Regions from separate parts of the Homo sapiens genome. Here region 2 is linked to region 1. Evidence: chromatin loops called from intact Hi-C (ENCODE). Cell type or tissue: Calu3. All regions are shown on one strand. Each heading gives the region's core, and the rest is flanking DNA. Links, peaks and the distances in the headings are about the cores only.

Region 1 (8,693 bases), core at 2,813-6,812:
CATGGGTTCTGGATCGAGACCCCTTTACTGTAACAACTCTACTAATGACAAATTATCACACTTTTAGGGACGTTTATCTAGAAATGTTTTTATTTTCTGTTTAATCCCAGCTTCCTGGGTAGCCCTGAGCTCATTTATTTTGATTTTTCCAATTCAGTGAGGTTGCCAGAATCTCTTGATTGCTAATTTCTGATCGGCCTCTATGCTTTTCCCTAAAAATTGGCAAGAGCATTATGGAGGGAAAAAAATAATGAATATAGAGATTTTCTCAATACATTTTCCTTCTCTCCAGGATCTTGATCTATTGAATCCCGGCTGCTTTAGTTATTCTCTGATTAATGTAAACAGTTTTTTTTTATAATGTTAATTTTTCCTAGATTTTATAGTTGTTTTCAGTGGGGAGTTTACTGTGAATGAAACTTCTCTGTGACAGCTAGAAGTACAATCTACAAATTATTGTTTGTTTTTAATGAAACATGTATTAAAAGGAAGTCTCTCCTCACCCATATGGTGGCCTTTCAGATATTTTCCCACAGCTTCTATAAAGCCTGCCAAGCTTCTTCTCTAGATTACATGGCTAAAGTTCTTTCATGTGACGAGATCTCTAGAGCCCTCCCCATTCTGGTTTCCCAACTTATCTTTTCTCTTTGTTTTTAAGTAGACAGCGCAAAGATTATTCCTGGTTATAGAGTCAAGTTACTTTTAAATCCTGGACCCCTCATATTAAATGCTTGACCATGAACAAGTTAACTTATTTAAGCCTTTGATTTTTCACCTGCAAGATGAAGGGTATTACCTAGCTTGCAGAATCATTTTGAATTAAAAGGGTGCCTCAGTATAGTAGGCACTCAGTAAATTTAGCTGCTGCAGCTGCTTTCATGTTCGCATACTTGTTATCGCTTTGACAGGATATCCAATTGGGATAAATTCTTGGTATTGTTCTTAATGGGTTTCTTGAATATTTTTGTGTATCTGTTTTTTACATGTACCTGGTTTAGTTTTTACTGTGTAAAAACTGTAGAATCGTCCTCAAAGAAGGTATAAATTTGAAGATATGTCTTTCCTCCTCCTTAACACCTCCCTCTTCTTGGCTGAACAAGTGGGAGAAAAGATGTTTTTGGAAGAATTTAATTTAACTACAGGAATACCATTTAAACGGGAAAGTGTTCTCCCCCTCTTCACAATGACCCTTTATCAGGATTTCATTTGGCTTCCCTTTGTTTTAGAGAAGAAAATTAATAAACGTTTTGGATGCAATCTTAAGCTAAGGTCGGCAGCAGCTGCTGTGCACTTGTTTAAAATATCTATTTTCTTACACTCGTTTCTGACCCTTCTGAATCCTGTTATCAGTGCCTGCACATTTTTGGTAACTGATTGTCATTACATTGTAAGGATGCTGCCCGGATGATTGCTCCTCAACCAGAGATGTCAGCCAGCTGAAACATACCAGGAGACAACAAAGGACATTCCTGACTTGGGGAAAAATGGAGCAGGAGAAATTTACATGTGTTTGACATTTATATTCTTTTGAGTAGCTTTTGTCTCTTTGAAAATTCCCTGAACTTACTACTCAAGCAGAAGAATAGAATCTAAATGCAAGGGAGAAAAGAAAGTCTGCTTTGAAGATGGGGAGTAAGATGACGAATTAGAGGTTCGTCTTTTTCTTTTAAGGCCTTTTTTGGTTATGGAAAAGGACAGAATTGTAAAATTAACAAGATCACAATAACTTTAGTTCCTGATGTATTGGGGAATAGTTCTATTAAAAGCATAATGTATTTAAAGGCTTGTCATACCAATGTTTCCTAGTAGCCTCTTTCTACCTCTCCTTTGTATCAAAGAGTGCGAGCCCAGGTGTTTTTTGTATTATCGATTACATGTAAAGAGAATGCCTTGAAATGTTACTTATGTATGGAGGTCTCTGTGTTGGAACAATAGAGGTTTATTTGCATGCTGAACTTCTGATCTCAAAGGTGGAATTTCACATAAGACTGATGATAAGCCCAAGTGATTAAACCCCAGAGGCATCACTAGTGCCCTGTCTCAATCTTTATTTTACTTCTTAATAAATGCAGAACTCATCGGTTGGTACATACTCTGGAAAGCAAGATTAACAGAATCTTATTTTCTAATAAAGGGTTGGCAGACATGGGGTGATGCTTTTAGATTAATACACTGAACGCAATTTATGGTGCCAGAGGTACTTTCATCTACGTAAAAGCAGTGGTACCTTCTTCCATTATCTAAGACCTTCAACATCTGGGTTAAAAATGCATTACCTGGATTTATGCTATTTATATAGTTAAAGCAGCTAGTTTCTAAATTTTTTAGACAGTCCCAATCCTTTTTCCCCTCAGTTTTCTTTGGGAGCCCACTACATAAAAGATAATTTTTTAAAAGAGAGATTCTGGTTGATGCAAGGCAGCAAGAGGACAGAGGTCCTATTGCATTCCCCTTTTTTCCTGACAAAGTCTCTCTGCTGCATCTCAACACAATTCATGGGATACAGGAAACAGAGCTGACAAAACACTAGCCTAAGGAAGCCAATGAGACATGTGCATTATTAGAAAAGGGTTGCAGTGACCAGACAGGACCCTTACAGGCTAATTAAAGCAGTGCCATCACTGGGAGGAGCAGGCTTTCCTGTTCTTTTCCAAAATCGTTTTTCAAAAAAATAGGATTGTTTTGGAATTTTGTCATTTCCCTAGGATGTTTCTAGAGACTGAAAGAGGTGGCTAGGAATCATATGAATATTTTTCTGTTTTCTTTTCTTTCAAAATGGCTTCATGTAATTTCTCTCCCATTTTAGCCATCTATATACAGTGTGAAAGGAAAATAAAATATCAGGACCCTAAATTCACTATGCCAAAGGGAAAAGTTAAGCTTGGAAGCTGAGTCACAAAAATACCCAAAAACCTGCCATTCCTTTTGTTCCTAAACTGATAGCTACAGATAGAAGGCCACGTGTCTCCACAGGGGGCCCCCCTCACACTGACAATGTAAATGAACAGCTTGTCTTCACAAATATGGAACAAGGGGAGACTAGAAATTGTCCCTCCCGTCCCAAGATGAATACGTATTTGACTGCATCCTCTACTGTTTATCTTATGTAAAAATTCAGACTTACTGAGTATGAGATGAATACATAATTGTTTCTTCTACCCCCTCCTTTTCATGTGCAACATATGGGCTAAGTAAGCCAAATCAAAGCCTCACAAGAATGTGACTATAGCCTTCCCCCTTTTTTTCTTTCCGCTTTCCCCTCCTGCTTGCTTTTCCCCTTTAAATATTGAAGTCTTCAAAATCCTCTCTGGAAAAAGAACAGGCTACAGATTCTACTGTGGCTTGTGTCTTTTTCCCAGGCACATCCTCAACCTTGGCAAAATAAACCTCCACAATGATGGAGATTTGCCTCAGTCATTTTCTTTGATGTACAGCAGTCATCACTAACAGGTATATTTGGTCTCCTGTGAATTTATGTGAGTTTTAATCTGGGCTCCATGCAGTACAAAAGATACAGATGACTGGTATGAAATCCATTTCTAATGTAAAATGGAAAACTTTGTTTCTAGCTTATGAAATCTATGGCAGTGGGTGGGAGGCTGCCGAAGAGATGAGGATTCCTGAAGAACATCAAAGTTAGGCCTGTCTCTAGAATTTGAGACTGATCATTAGGTATTGTCCTAAGGAAATTAGATTTTTTTTGAATTTGAAATGACAGACACTGGCTTCAGCGAAAGGAATTTATTGGTTCACATAACTGAAAAGTCTGTGAGTAGGGCAATCCTCAAAATTCATAAAGTCACCTGCCCTCTTACTCTTGCTTTCTGTGCAATGTTTCTCTATATGGGCTAGCCCCGGTTTTTGCTTCTTCAGATTAGATTCATTCTTGCATCAGGTACAGGGAAAGGTATGGACAGTGGCACTGCTGCAACAGTTTTAGGCTTTACCCAAGCCGATTTAGGAACCCAAGAAACAAAAGAGACAGTTTCTTTCTTTTTTTTTTTTTATTCATATGGCCCAGAACACTGTTTTATTTATTTTTATTTATTTATTTATTTTTATTTTTATTATACTTTAAGTTTGAGGGTACATGTGCACAATGTGCAGGTTAGTTACGTATGGATACATGTGCCATGTTGGTGTGCTGCACCCATTAACTCATCATTTAACATTAGGTATGTCTCCTAATGCTATCCCAAAAGAGACAGTTTCTTTCTCTAGCTTCAAATTACAAAATCCTAAAGAAGGATTCTCTTGACTAGTTTGGGTCACATCCCAAATGTAAGGTCAATCAGTGGTCAAGGGGCATGGAGATACTATATTTACTTCTGTATCTCAATCAATATTCCTAATATTTACCTCAGTTCCCTCAGCCGAGTCTATTCTAGCTGTCATTTAAGAATGCTACGTGAGCCTGGGCACTATAGCTCATGCCTGTAATCCCAGTACTTTGGGAGGCTGAGGCAGGAGGATCATTTGAGCCCAGGAGTTTGAGACCAGCCTAGGCAACATGATGAGACCCTGTCTCTATAAAACATACAAACAAAAGTGAGATGCTGTCTTTATTAAAAAAACAAAACAAAACAAACAAACAAAAAAAACAGAAAAGAATGCTACATGACTGTAAGAATCTCTGAAAGAATACCAGTATTTTCATGGAACCCTCCAGAGGCTCCACTCAGAGGTTTTGGCAATAAAGACACAGTAGCTACTTGGGATTGATGTGGCTCTACCAGGAAGAATGAGAAAACGAAAGCAAACAAGGTGTCTGAATGGAATTAAACAATGAGTATAGTCTTTCCACAACTCAATAACTCAGAAAGGGCAAATTCCACCCTTCCCATGCAGTTTGCAGACTTCAGACATCATACTGCTCTTTTCTGCAAAGTCCAGACATGGCCTCAGAATCCTTTCAAAATAGCCCTCTAGGAACTCAATATTGGTAGGCAAAATAAGCTTATTTAGCATCCCTGGCATACTCAGGAGTCCCCATACTTCATCCTTTTCTCTTGTTCCTCTCCAACATTCCAGAACCTTGGGGACATCTTTGACATTCTAAAGACCGGTGGATTTAAATTGCCTAGTAGGGTCTATATGGGTATGTTTAAATCACAGGATGCTGCTCTACTTGTTTTTGTTCCATTTAAAAGAATAAGGCAATTGACTAATGCAAAACACAGGATGATGAAGCAAAAAAGAAGTTTTGGAGTGTTTTACCTCTCATTTTCTTCTAAAATCCACTTTTATAATGCTCTTAACTTGATGGCTGGCACATTTTTATTGATGTCAAGAAATAAGCCATCCCCCCACGCCACACACAGATTACTACTCTTCACATTATTGTAACTTTATTATTCTACCGTCTTCATCATTATGAATTTACTCTTCCAAGTGAAGGCAATTAAAATATTTTAGCCCACAAATGTATTTCTTTGACATATTTTGACATGGCTGCCACTTGGCCAGCAAACAGAAGTGGCCTTGCAAAGTTGTCTTTTTTTTTTTTTTTTTTTTTTAATTGTATTTTAAGTTCTGGGATACATGTGCAGGACATGCAAGTTTGTTCCATAGGTAAACATGTGCCATGGTGGTTTGCTGCACCCATCAACCCATCACCTAGGTATTAAGTCCCACATGTACTAGCTATTTATCCTGATGCTCTTCCTGCCCCTGCTGCCACCACCCCCCTACTGCCCCCAGCCACACCCAAGCTGTTGAAACTGGGGAAAATGTGTATCTGTAGAGAATCTCTGTGCCCCCTCCCCTTTCCAGGGGAGGCTTTATCTACATAACAAGGCCACCTTTGCTAGCCAAGCCTTTCCCTTTGTCTGTGTCCTAACCTGTCTTGCCACTAAACGTGTTTCAGGCCTTGCTCTGAGTGTAAACTCTTTACTGTGGTCTCAGGGTGGTATATAAGTTTCTGTAACTCATTGGAAAATTGGGTCTTCATTCTGAAGGCCACCATGTATATATATTAAATAAACATGTTATGTCTTTTCTCCTATTAATCAACCTCATGCCAGTGAATTTTCAGTGAACCTTTAGGGGGCCAAGACCCAATGACCCCCACACAGGAAATGCTTGCCCAAGAAAATAAATATTATAAATAATATTGTATTATTAATAATATAACACCACTCTGTTAAGGTGGTGTTCTTCCTTCCCTAGTAAGAAGAAACTCAGCTTTGTCCTATAAGTTGTTTGGATGATATATTAGAATAGTCAGTATTTGACAATGTCAATAGCTACTTGGCTAGTATTTAAGTCCAGCATGTATTAGGTGACTTCTATTGTAAAGAACTTAGAACTTCAGTCAAAGGAGCTCAAGAAAAAAAAAAAAAAAAAAAAAAAGGCACAGCTCTTGTTCTCCAAATCCTCACAAACTAAGAGAGATGTATGAGGCAAATAAGTGCCATAATAAAGTAATATTAACAGGTAGTTTGAGAGAAGAAATTAATTCCAACCAGGACATTTCAGAAGCCTTCTTGGAGGTGGTATGTTTAAACTTTGCACTGAAGTTTGGCCAATATGTCCAAAGGGGAATGAAGTCAGGGAGAACAATCTAGACTGAGGATACAATAGCATGAGTCGGGGCAATGAAGTAGAAAAAGCAGGAATGCATCTCGAAAACTCAAGTAGGCATGTGCTAGTATGAATAGTGACAAATGAGGCTGAAAAGTTAGATATAGATCAAAGTTTTACATACTTGGAATGCCAGAAAAGAGTTCCAAGTCATTTTATGCAATGAGAATGTATGGAAGATTTTTGAGCTCATTCTCTACTTCCTCAGTCTCCCTGTTCTTTTCTTTCCTTCTTTTCTATCTCTCAGGCTGTCTGCTTCTGTTCCTTGCTGTCTCTCTTTTCTTCCCGTTTTCCACAACCTGCAATCCCTCAATCCCTCTTTCCTTTCTCCCTCACCCACTCCTTTTCCCTTAATCGAATATCTTCCTGATTATCTTTCCCATCTCTTTGGCTTGCAACCTTTTATTCCCTTTTGTACTTTCCTTCCCTCTTTCATCTTCTCTCCACAGTTTGCGCTTGCTCCAGCTCTTGCACTTCATCCTACTTGCTAGTTATCCCCCTACTATTAGAAGTCTTGCTCCTATTGTCCCCTGTTCGCTTGCTTGTTGCCTGAGGCTCCTGGCCCTGCCCAGGGCCTCCTTTCTCTCTTCACTCAGTCTTTCTCAAACACTCCCCTTCTATACTTCTATATGTGCTTTGTCTTCATTATTGTTTTTTTTTTTTTTTTTTTTCAAAGAGTTACTTGACAATCCTTATTTTTTTCTACTGCAGCAAGTCTTTCTCTTTGTGACTAGGATGATGGCACCTTATTTTCAGCCATATGACCCAAAGGCAAAGGCCCTTTTCCTGCAGCTCCAAGCTGAAAAATCCCATGGAAAGACTCTAGTTAGCCAGCCTTGGCATAACTGTCTGCCCCTGTATTAATCATGGTGGCCAGGAGAATGGGTACTGACAGTAGCAAGGCTTTGTACCCATGCACAAGTCTATGGCTGGCAGCTTTTCCAGAGCCACAGAGACTAGGGAAGAGATGATTCCCAAGTCAGTAATGCTGGATAGACCAGGAACAGTTGATGTTCACTTTGTGATTATTATAGTTTCATTTTGCACATGAGGAAACAGACTCAAGATATTGACCCTCCCTATCACAAACACCCTGATTGAAACTGACTTAAAATTCATTTCTTAACTTCCATATGATGTCTTCATTCTCTTATTAATTTTAAATGAAGTGTCTTTGCACTGAAGTGTGCTGCTGCTTCTGTATTACAAATGTAGCAAATGATTTTGGGGGAGCATTTGAATTATGGTAGCTGATCTGGTCTGCTCTTTCCATTTTCTCTCTCTCTCTCTCTCTCTCTCTCTCTCTCTCATTCTCCTTGTCTCTTCCTCTATTTTTCTTTTCTTTCTTCCTCTTTCCTCCTAAGAGGATAGCTGAGGGGAAGAAACACAACTAATTCTTTTTTTATTTTTTTTTTGAGGTAGAGTCTTACTCTATCGGCTAGGCTGGAGTGCAGTGGTATGGAACTCGGCTCACTATGCAACCTCTGCCTCCCGGGTTCGAGTGATTCTCCTGCCTCAGCCCCGAGTACCTAGGATTACAGGTGTGTGCCACCACGCTCAGCTAATTTTTGTATTTTTGGTAGAGTTGGGATTTTGCCATGTTGGCCAGGCCAGTCTTGAACTGCTGACCTCAGGTGATCTGCCCATCTTGGCCCCCAAAATGCTGAGATTACAGGTGTGAGCCACCGTGCTCGTCCACAACCCATTCTTCATTTGATTCTTTAGTATGCATTTTCTTCTTCTTTACAAATATAACATCCTAACATTTCCAAGTGCTGATTTCTTAATACTGAAGTACCTGCTTGCCAGGCTGCCAGAGTCCAGCTGGGTAGCCTGGTGAGAGACTTTATAATGATCAGACCAGAGCATGATTCTCTTCAACAGAACAGGGAGTGATGCCACAGGCTGTGCATTCTAATGTCTAAATAAGCAGAATATCTTATTTTTTATCAAGATTAAAACTTTAAGCAGACTCAGCGTGTGTCAAAACAGAATGGAAAGCATTAGTTAAGTTCTAAGACAGAGAAAAGTGCCTTTGGTAAACTACAATTTGTTTTTACGTTAGAGAAGAGGTGCATTGCTCTTTTCCATTTTAATGTGTCTTTAATAGA
Region 2 (4,000 bases), core at 1-4,000, 110 kb after region 1:
TTTAAGTCAGCTGGCATAAAGATGACACATTCCTTTTTTCTCAGTGGGAAAACCAGACGGGCCTAATTAAAAAAATGTATCATATCAATCTTCAATTATGTCGCAGTGGGGAGGAGAATAATGTAGTCTAAAAGTCTTTAGGTCTTGGAGAATGATGTTTTAATTAAATAAACACATTTTTATTTTTGTATTTAGGAAATAGCTTTAAAAACAAAGTACCAGGGTCTGGTTTTAAGAGGAAAGGCTGAAGAATAAAAACTTCTGTTAATAATATCTTGTTTCCCCTTACTTGTATACAGTGGGTGCAATTTCTGCTCTATTTCTCTGACAGGGTTAGTGTGAAAAGCAAACAATATTTAGAAAAAAAAATTAAAAATTGTAAAGCACTATACAGACAGACAATGATAAAGCAAGTGGCCAGAATAATCGAGTTGGCTATTGTTCAGATTTGAATGTCAATGCCCAAGAAGTTTAAAGGAACTGTCAGTGAATGCTGAATACCAAGGCAAAGAGAAGGCAGAGGAGATGTACTTAAACAGAATCCAACAAGCTCACCTCAACTCCCAGATCCAGGAGTCAGCACTTCCTCTGGAAATTACAGTGACCTGGGTGAGAAGGTGAGTTCTGCAGTTTAGACGCCAAAGCTCCCACTGCTGGAAAACTTTAATTAGACAATGTATTGCAGCCTTAGCTACTGGAGATGTTATATTTTACCAGACAACCATAGAACCTCTTAGAGTTCAAAAAATCCAGGTTGCAATTGCAGATGTCTCCAGGGCCCAGGCAGGGAATGTAAGAGTGAAATACATCACAAGTCATTGCAAGTACAATGATAAAGGGCACCTGACTGTCAGCCTGTGTCAGGGAAACAATAAGAAGTAATGAAGAATGGGGAGAATAATAGGCTACCCATCCTCTCTGAGGGTAGAAGCTCTATTAGAAGATCCCCGATTCTTACCATGTAAAAGGAGGGTCCAGGAAAGATAGAAAATCCTTCAATTTCTAAGTATTGGCAGCTAATTCCAATTAGAAAACCAAAACCAAACTACAATCCATATGTTAAACACCTACAGACTGTCAACTGCAATTTGTGATACAATCTACCCTTCTGATTTTACTGAGAAAACAAGACCATAGAAAAGTGACTAGCTCAGGAGCAACCAGACAATTAGAGGTCAGTTCCTTCTGCCTCTAAACAATTTCCTTTTCATCACTACACTATGTTGAACAGATGTATTGATGTCCCCAACATTTTAAATATTTAACATAAAATGGGTATCTGCACCCTAATATTCCTAAAGAGTATTTTCTCATATTCATTTTCACCTTCTCAACTATTTCTCAAGATAAAAATTAAACGATTGTGAAAGAGCATAAAGAAGGTATAGAGGTCAGTTCATGTAGTTCTTTTCTGAAGTCTGGGGATGAAGGAGGCACTGGTCTCCTTCTCTATAGGCAGTCAGAGCATGTGCCCTATCTCTCTGACAGGGTCAGTGAGAAAAGCAAATGATTAATGAAAAACAAATATTAGCTCTAAACTTACTTGTTTCCCTCCATGTCTCTCTTCAAGGTTTTTGTCAGACATATCTGAACTTTGTGTAGCTATTGGACTCTAGTTTCAAACACAGCTTGAGTAGAAAAAGTAAAATCTACCAAATGGAACATCAGAAAGTTATAAGTTCTGGTTGAATATGGCTAAGGAAGTTTAGGTGTATTGGAAGCCATGTTTTATTAAAACAGTACATTATTCTGTGATTTTTCCTCTTTCGGGCTGAGTGACCTCAGATTCACTGCTTAGTACATGTGCCTCAGTTTGTCTTGTGATAGCAGTGTCTTACAGGGCTCTGAGGAGGATAAAAGGAGGTGACTGTGCTGTGTATAGTGTCTGGCACACGGTTAGTGCATAATAATTGCAAGCTGAGCCTGAGGATTTTGCATACTTCCAAGTACATACACTAAATTTTGTCTACAAACTTGTACATACAAATTGCAGGCTAATTAGGTTACAATGCAGTTGATTTCTAAAACAAATCATTAATTTTTAGACCCTTTCTAAAATATAACCTATCTCAGTCTGATTTCCTCTTAATATTACACACTAAAAAACACTTAGCAATTTAAAAGCATTTATTTTATAACAACCAAGGCACGTTAGGCAGTTAGCCACTGGTCAGAAAAACAGTTTGTGAATGCTATGATGTCTGTGATTTGCTTCTAAACAATATAGAGATGGAAAAATGAAATAACAATTGGCTGTGAGTTGATAATTGTTGAAGCTGGGTGATAGGTACATAGAGGTTCATTATACCATTGTCTCTTTTGTATATGTTTAAAATTTTCTATAATAAAAGGTTAAAAATAAACAGCCTCATGTATAGCAGAGTTAGATCTTCAGCTGGCGCAAAATCTAATTTGTTTCTCCCCACTCCATCATGCTGCTGATGCAGGAATGGCAGATATCTAGCACTTGTGCCATATCTCCCCACGCTGTCACCCATGGCAGACATTAATAGTCAATCACGATACTCCTCATCTCAGGACTTCAGGCAACTACTGTCAATTGATAGGAATTGTTAGATGAGAAGAAAACTCTTCATTCTCATTGTCTTATAAATGAGGAAGGTCATTATTGTACTTAACTGCATTTTCTTTAAGTACTTTGTAGAGTCTTGAGATGATTAATGCTTAGGATTGTAAATACTGTTATTTCAGGAAATTGGGATTTATGTGGGAATTTGTTTTTTACTGTGAACTTCTAATTTGATTTTTATGTGAAAATGAAAGTTACCTAGTCACAAGTTGAAAGTCTAGCATATTAATATCAGTTCCACACATCAAAATTTCCTTTTCATCATGATATATTAAGAGCTTCTCCTTTTACATTCTAACAGTTCATATAATTTTGATGTGTATTTTTCTCTGATTTGCATTATTGATTTGGATAATGAAGAACAGATGAAACTTGGTGCTAATATACATACATTTTATACTTTTATTCATGTTCAGCAAATCTAGCATATGCAGATATTCAGCACATGCTAATTCGGTTGCTGGGGTCCATAATATTCCAATCTAGGGGTTGGTAAACTATGGCCCATCGGCCAAATCTGATCTGTCATCTGTTTTTGCATGGCATGCAAACTAAGCATGGGCTTTACATTTTTTAATGGTTAAAATTAAAAGAATACTTCATGACATGAAAATTTTGAAATTCTGATTATCACTGTCCATAAATACAGTTTTATTGGAACACAGCCACATCCACTTTTTTAGGTATTTTCTGTGGCTGCTTTTGAACTACAATGGCAGGGTTGAGTAATTATGTCACAAACTGTATGGTCCACTGAACCTAAAATATTACTATTACAGAAAAAATTTATTGACCCTTATTTTAGTTCACCTCTGCACAAGGGAGCTTTTTGCAATGCAAGTGCTCTACATTTGTGTGGTCCAGTATAGCAGCCACATAGCTATTGAGTCTCGCACTATGGCCAGCATGCCTGAGGAACTGAATTTTTATTAATTGTAATTAATTTAAATAGCCACATGTACCTAGTAGACAATGCAGTTCTAGTTTGTCTATAATGGAAGTTTGGGTCTCTCTCTTTTTTTTTTTTTTTTTTTTGAGACAGAGTCTCGCTCTGTTGCCCAGACTGGAGTGCAGTGGCACAATCTCGGCTCACTGCAACCTCCACTTCCTAGGTTCAAGCGATTGTCCTGCCCCAGCCTCCCAAGTAGCTGGAATTACAGGCACCCACCACCACTCTTGGCTAATTTTTGTATTTTTAGTAGAGACAGGGTTTCACCATGTTGGCCAGGTTGGTCTTGAACTCCTGACCTCAAGCAATCCACCCACCTTGGACTCCCATAGTGCTGGGATTACAGGAGTAAGCCATTGCACCCGGCTCTGGATCTCATTTTGACTTTCAAAGACTACAGTATCCTTGCCATCTCCTTAACCATCTGACTTTAACAGTCATCCTATTTTTTCCCATACAAC

What was found. Hi-C counts contacts between places; a loop is a spot of excess contacts. Peaks named below come from ENCODE experiments on the same cell type or tissue, not always from the same donor. Only the 100,000 strongest peaks of a DNase experiment are listed, where the experiment ranks them.
Region 2: it touches region 1 in a loop (1.8-fold over the local background); 1 of 110 quality-filtered maps calls a loop at or near these places.

The regions. Positions count from the first base shown.
Region 1 is chr5:156,795,468-156,804,160 of GRCh38, reverse strand. No RefSeq gene overlaps it. Among named protein-coding and RNA genes, the nearest start is that of PPP1R2B, 50 kb to the left of the region's middle. RefSeq lists enhancers at 1,205-2,096, 5,495-5,996. In Calu3, for the core only: no CTCF peak of the experiment used is centred there; a DNase peak (open chromatin) is centred at 4,820.
Region 2 is chr5:156,690,832-156,694,831 of GRCh38, reverse strand. The region is part of intron 7 of SGCD (sarcoglycan delta); the gene reads right to left. Among named protein-coding and RNA genes, the nearest start is that of PPP1R2B, 160 kb to the left of the region's middle. In Calu3, for the core only: no CTCF peak of the experiment used is centred there; no DNase peak of the experiment used is centred there.